Linked DNA regions of Mus musculus: region 2 is linked to region 1. The links are chromatin contacts, found by POLR2A ChIA-PET in ENCODE. All regions are on one chromosome and are shown on one strand. The core of a region is the stretch at or near the end of the contact, and the rest is flanking DNA. Distances in the headings are between cores, read along the strand shown.

Evidence for each region. ChIA-PET counts read pairs that join two places held with the same protein, here RNA polymerase II (POLR2A).
Region 2: POLR2A ChIA-PET joins it to region 1 with 11 read pairs in Patski. The contact joins the promoter of Pef1 here to the promoter of Col16a1 in region 1. POLR2A ChIA-PET finds 5 or more read pairs at or near these places in 4 of 5 experiments (Patski and embryonic stem cell).

The regions. Positions count from the first base shown.
Region 1 is chr4:130,046,521-130,049,220 of GRCm38, reverse strand. It overlaps Col16a1 (collagen, type XVI, alpha 1), which reads right to left and starts at 1,381. Exons shown (of 70, transcript NM_028266.5): 1 at 1,138-1,381. Gm12963 (a long non-coding RNA gene) reads left to right here and starts at 799. Exons shown (of 6, transcript XR_003955360.1): 1 at 799-813; 2 at 1,295-1,559.
Region 2 is chr4:130,106,291-130,108,990 of GRCm38, reverse strand. Pef1 (penta-EF hand domain containing 1) reads right to left here and starts at 1,435. Exons shown (of 5, transcript NM_026441.4): 1 at 1,341-1,435. The coding sequence starts at 1,364. It overlaps Gm40258 (a long non-coding RNA gene), which reads left to right and starts at 873. Exons shown (of 2, transcript XR_868200.3): 1 at 873-1,390.

The DNA of each region.
Region 1 (2,700 bases), core at 132-2,631:
CCAGTACCTGGAGAGCTGTGCTCAGCTGAGCCCAGGTTAGCCCTGCCAGGCACCTACAAGGTCAGGGGCTGAAGACTGGACTGAGTCTCTTGGCAGAGATCACAGGGCTGTGTATGAGCCAAGAAAGCTTCCCCTTGTGTGTACAGGGGCAGGAGAGCAGGTCACCAGGGCTCAGGACCCCGTTGCCAACCTCTCCCGCTGATGGATGCTCGTCTTTTTGTTTTATTAAACCCTGATGGATGGGCCCAGATAAATCAATGCAGGCTCAGCAAGTGGCCAGCAGAGTCATATATCATCTGGCCCCTTCTAGGACAGGCAGATCATGAGCACACAAAGCCATGTGTATCAATACAATACACATAGGCTTATAGGCACATAGGTGCCGGGACTGTGCAATCAAACCTAGCTGCAGGCAAGCGAGCTAAGAGACATGAGAACTGATAAGCCCAGTTTACATACATGCTCCTGTCCAGAGCCAGACTATGAGCACCCTCCAGGAGGCTCTTCTGTTGGTACTTTCTTAGGCAAGTCAGATTTTGTACGGTGCCATGCTTACTTATCTCCCTTATTGCTGGATACAGAATAAAGGATGCCTTCACGCATGCGTGTGTGTGTGTGTGTGTGTGTGTGTGTGTGTGTGTGTGTGTGTATATATATATATATATATGAGGCTGGACTCTTGGGATGGATCTGTGCCCCCACCTCAGTCATCTCCCATCCTAGGGGTGTGCATCCCCCCCACTCTCCAACCCCAGCCTGACCTTCCCTTCCTGACAGCCAGTGGAAAGGTAGCCGACTATGAGCAGCATGTGGGTGCATGTGGAGGCGTGAACATAGAGATGGGCTCAACATGTTCACCACTCTGGCTCCTACTCCCAGGCCTCAGATTGAGTGAAGGGCTTGTAGGGATGAGCTAGAGAGATGCTTCCAAGGAGACCCCGCCCCCCTCAACACAGACACAGATGGAGGCAGAGACAGCAGGACCAGCATGGAGTTTCCAGATCACCCCACGGCAGAAAAAGAGCACTGAGGCCCTCAGAGAGGGCTAGCCACTTGCCCCAGGTCACATAGCGAGTCAGTAGCAGAATATGCCCTTTCAGCTCAGAGGGAGAAGCAGCCCAGTGCTGGCCCACTTACCAACGGCCCGCGGAGCCCTTCACTGAGCAATCCTGGCAGCCCTAAGGCTGCCAGCTATGGGAAGCAGGGCCAGGGGTCCACGGCCCACAGGAGGATCCTCGATCTCTCCCTGCCAGTCTGCGCTGACCCCAGCTTTTCCACGTCCTGAGTTCTCTAGACTGAGTGCAGCGCAGCGTGCGCGCACACTCACACGCCTGCTTGCAGGAACTGCCGGCCGCTCCTGGAGAGGGAAGAGGGCGGTTCCAGGGGGCTGGGGGCCTGCCAAGAGGCTAATGGAACACAGCTGGGCCGGCCCGCCAGGCTGGAGGAGGAGGGAGACCGCGAGGGTTCGGCGGCTGCGGAGGCACTGGCCATTGGCCTGCACCGCCGCGCTCCTGGCCTGGCCCTGCGCCCGGGCCCGCCCGTCCCGCTTCCCCAGCCAGGTGAGCCTGCGGGTGAGCGGAGCAAGGCGGGACCCTGCGTGCCCAGAGCTGCCCTGGAAGGGGCGCCTGCGGCTGGCTGGCTGGCGGGAGGGAGGCCAGGCTAGGCGCGCCCGGGACCTCCTTAGTGCCCCCCCTAATTTCCTTGGCTGAGACCCCAGAAAGCTGGAGAAGACTAGAGACCCCTCCTCCATAGTCGTGGAACCCGCGACGTGGCTGCTGACCAAGCCTCGGTGGTCAGCTTTTTCCAGTGCCTGGGCCTAGCATTCCTAGGCTGTAGAACCTCTGCTTGCACTGGGAGGAGGGGATAGAGCACCACTCCCCAACCCTGTGCTAAATTAACTCCTTCTGCTCTGTCCCCATTTCTACAGAAGTAGGGTCAGGGAGTCCTCTTGGACTCCAGAAGGTTGGAAAGACTCAGATCCCTACCCCCTGCCCCCTCCCTGCTCCCTGCTTTAAGAAGACTTTTTTTTAAATTAATTTATTTTGTATGTGTATGTGCGGAACGTGTACACAGGCATAGTTGTAAATGCCATGTTGTATGTGTGGACGCCAGAGAACAATTGATGGAGTTAGCTATCTCCTTTCACAATAGGGGTTCTGGGGGAATCCCGCTAAGGTGGTCAGTCTTGGTGGCCAGCACATTTACCTGCTAAGCCATCTCCATGGCCCTCAAACTTGGTTTTGTTCTCTTTTTAACTGGATATTGAGCCTAGAGTTTGCATATTCTAGGCTAATGCTCCCCCCCCTTGGTGGTATAGTGGTATGTGTGTGTGTGTGTGTGTGTGTGTGTGTGTGTGTGTGTGATGTGTAAATTTGTGCAGGTGTACACACACATGCTTGGTGGTGGCAGCCTGTTGCCTTTAATCTCATCACTCAGGAGGCAGAAGCAGGTGGATCTCTGTGAGTTGAGGACAGCCTACTCTACAAAGTGAGTTCCAGGACAGCCAGGGCTACACAGAGAAACCCTGTCTCAAAAACAAACAAATAAACAAACAAAAAAAACAACCAAACGAAAAACCCAAACCGCTCTGTTGCTCAGGCTGGCCTTGAGCTGGTCTGGGACAGAAGCAAACCTAGAACTTTCTATTTTTAAGATAGGTTCTCACTATGTAGCCCTGGCTGTCTTGGAACTCCCTTTGCA
Region 2 (2,700 bases), core at 186-2,685, 60 kb before region 1:
GCCTCTCTGGGTTTGCTCCTCAGCTATAAGTCAAAATAATAAGCCCTGCATGCTTACAGGGTCTTCATATGGGCACAATGGGGGCCCAACTGCTGTGTGGGAGCCAGCAAGATGACTCAGTGGGTAAAGGGGCTTGCTGAAAGGCCCAAGAAGGTTGATCCCCAAGACCCACATGATAGAGAAAAAAATAATTCCTGTGCATGTGCACATGTGTAGCCGCCCTCTCCCCACCCCCAACACACACACAAAGTAAATGTAAGAAATGCTATATAAACCACATAGGCCTTTAAATATCTTTTAGTCTGTGACTATGGCCAATCAAAGCTTGGTAATAACCCATTTGACTTTGCATTCCACTTTCCATACATGAGACTAATCTCTTAAACTACTCTGTGATCAGGACGATTATTTTGTCCAAATTATTTCGAAGTGAGGGGCCTGCTTTGAAAACTCCTACAAAGTGATGTTACACTTTACCGTATAGCATAGCATATGCCTACAGGAATCACATCGTTCTTCCTAATAACTCTGTGAGGGGTGGACTCTTACTACTTGGTCCATTTTATGAGAGGAAACTGGATCAGGAAAAAAAAAAAAAAAAAAAAAAGACTTAAAACTAATGCGGCAAAGATCTGGCTCCACTTTTAACTCAAAACTGCATTTGGCACCTCTATGTCACCTAATTCTGGCCACAAAATAAATCACACTGAAATGATGTTCCCGGCTGGTTCAAGGCAGGCTAGAAAGGAAGGAAGAAGCAGTTGCAGACAACCCAAGTTCTGACCTTGGCTCTGCTGCCTAACTACTTGGTAACTTAGATAAACTCCATATCTTCTCTGGGTTTCACTTTTCCTACGTGTGAAAGGACGCTGGACAACCGTGAGGGGTGTAATCTCACTTCTGGTACCTCCTACCACTGATTGTCCCGAGATTATTCGGTCGCAGGACGGTGCTGAGAGAGTCGGGCAACTTGTTTTTATCAAGTTACGCCCAGAAAGACTCCAAGGGAAAAAGAGCTCTAAACGCCTCGAGAGCACAGAGGACTCCGCCCCACGGAGACCTGAGTTAAGCACCCTGGTCCGGTTCAGCCCGGATCAATTCACAGCAAAACCCCCAAAGCCAGTTTTGCGCAATATAAACAACCCCTCGAGTGGTCCTATGTGACGTAAAACGAGCGCGACGGACTGGCCCTCCTGTTTCTCGCTCACACAGAGTCTTGTTGAAGTAAACCTCTGCGTGAAAAGGCTGCGGATCAAGTGGGGAGAAAGAGCCGAGGATGGAGAGTGGTACCGGATCTATAGACAAGCCCAAATATTGACGCAGGGGCCACTACAACTCACCTGTCCGTTTGGATAGCTGGCCATGGCGGTTATGACGTCACACAACTGTGGTAGGCGGAGTTTCCTGCTCCCAATGCCGCTCCTGGTTGGATTTTGGGGCGGGTCCGATTGTGATTGGACGGACAGGCTGTCAATCTTCCGGTCAACAAACGGAAGTCACAGGCGGTGAGCTGGTACCTTACAGAGGGCTGGGTAGGAGTGTCCGGAAGTGTTGTTGACCGTAGTGGCTCGTTTGTTTTTATTTTTCGTGACCTGCAGCGGACCTCGGGCCTGGCCAGCTGTAGTTATCTAATGGGGAGACTTGGTCAGTTGTTTCTGTGGTGGCCATATTATAACCTGGCAAGGCCATATTATAACCTGACGCATATTAGTTACGTCACTGTCGTGATCACTTTACTTCTAACGCCCAGGCGGTTGCCATGGCTACTGAGAACTTAAGCCTTTCCTGGAATGCAGGTGCCATTTAGAACGTGGGTACTAAACAGACCCGTGGACAGTGGAGAAAGGTCAGACCGCCAGAAGAGAAGGAAAATTAAGATGTCACGGTGCTCCTATCTTTATGTATGGGGAAACTGAGGCTCAGAAAGGCAATGACTTAGTTACCTAAACTCACAGTGAGTTCCTCAGCAAAGTACGGCCTAGAACTAGTGTCAGTAGATGACTAGGTCTCAACAAGGAGGTTTTATTCCCTCTGTAGGTCAAATCACAGTTCCTAAGTTACCAACTTTCCTGTACTTGGCTCTTGGGGTTTAGGTTCTAAACTTGGTTGCATGTTTATTTGATTAGTTACATTCCCACGTGGCCGGGCCTGGTGGCACATGCCTTTAGTCTCAGCAGGCAGAAGCAAGCATACATACATAGACAGTTCCAGTCTAGCCATGGCTGCATAATGAGGCTCTGTCTCAAACAACAACAGCAGCAGCAGCAACAACAAAAACTCTCATGTGGACAAGAATTGTGTTTGATTTGCTTATAATTGTATCCCCAGTATCTACAGTGCCAACACTATACTTTTTAAATAAAAAGTCCTGAGCTTTCAATCTAGCCAGGCACTTTCCACAGTCCCACTGCTGATCGTGGTACTGGCCATAGGACAGTCTGCAAAGCACGGTCCTCATCCTTACCTGCAGAGGAAGACAAGTCTGGTGATCCAGTTCCTTCGTGATCTGGCCCAGCCTTACCCACCAGCGCCCCGCTGGCTTATTTCTTTGCTCAGCTTCCCCCTCAGCACTGGCGTTAGTGAGCAGATCCTGTTGTTCGTTTTCTTTTTTAAACAGTTTCTAGCTGTGTGATCTTGAAGAAGTCATTTAACCTCTCTGAGTCACAGTTTTCTGGAATACAACTTAGGAAAATGCTAACT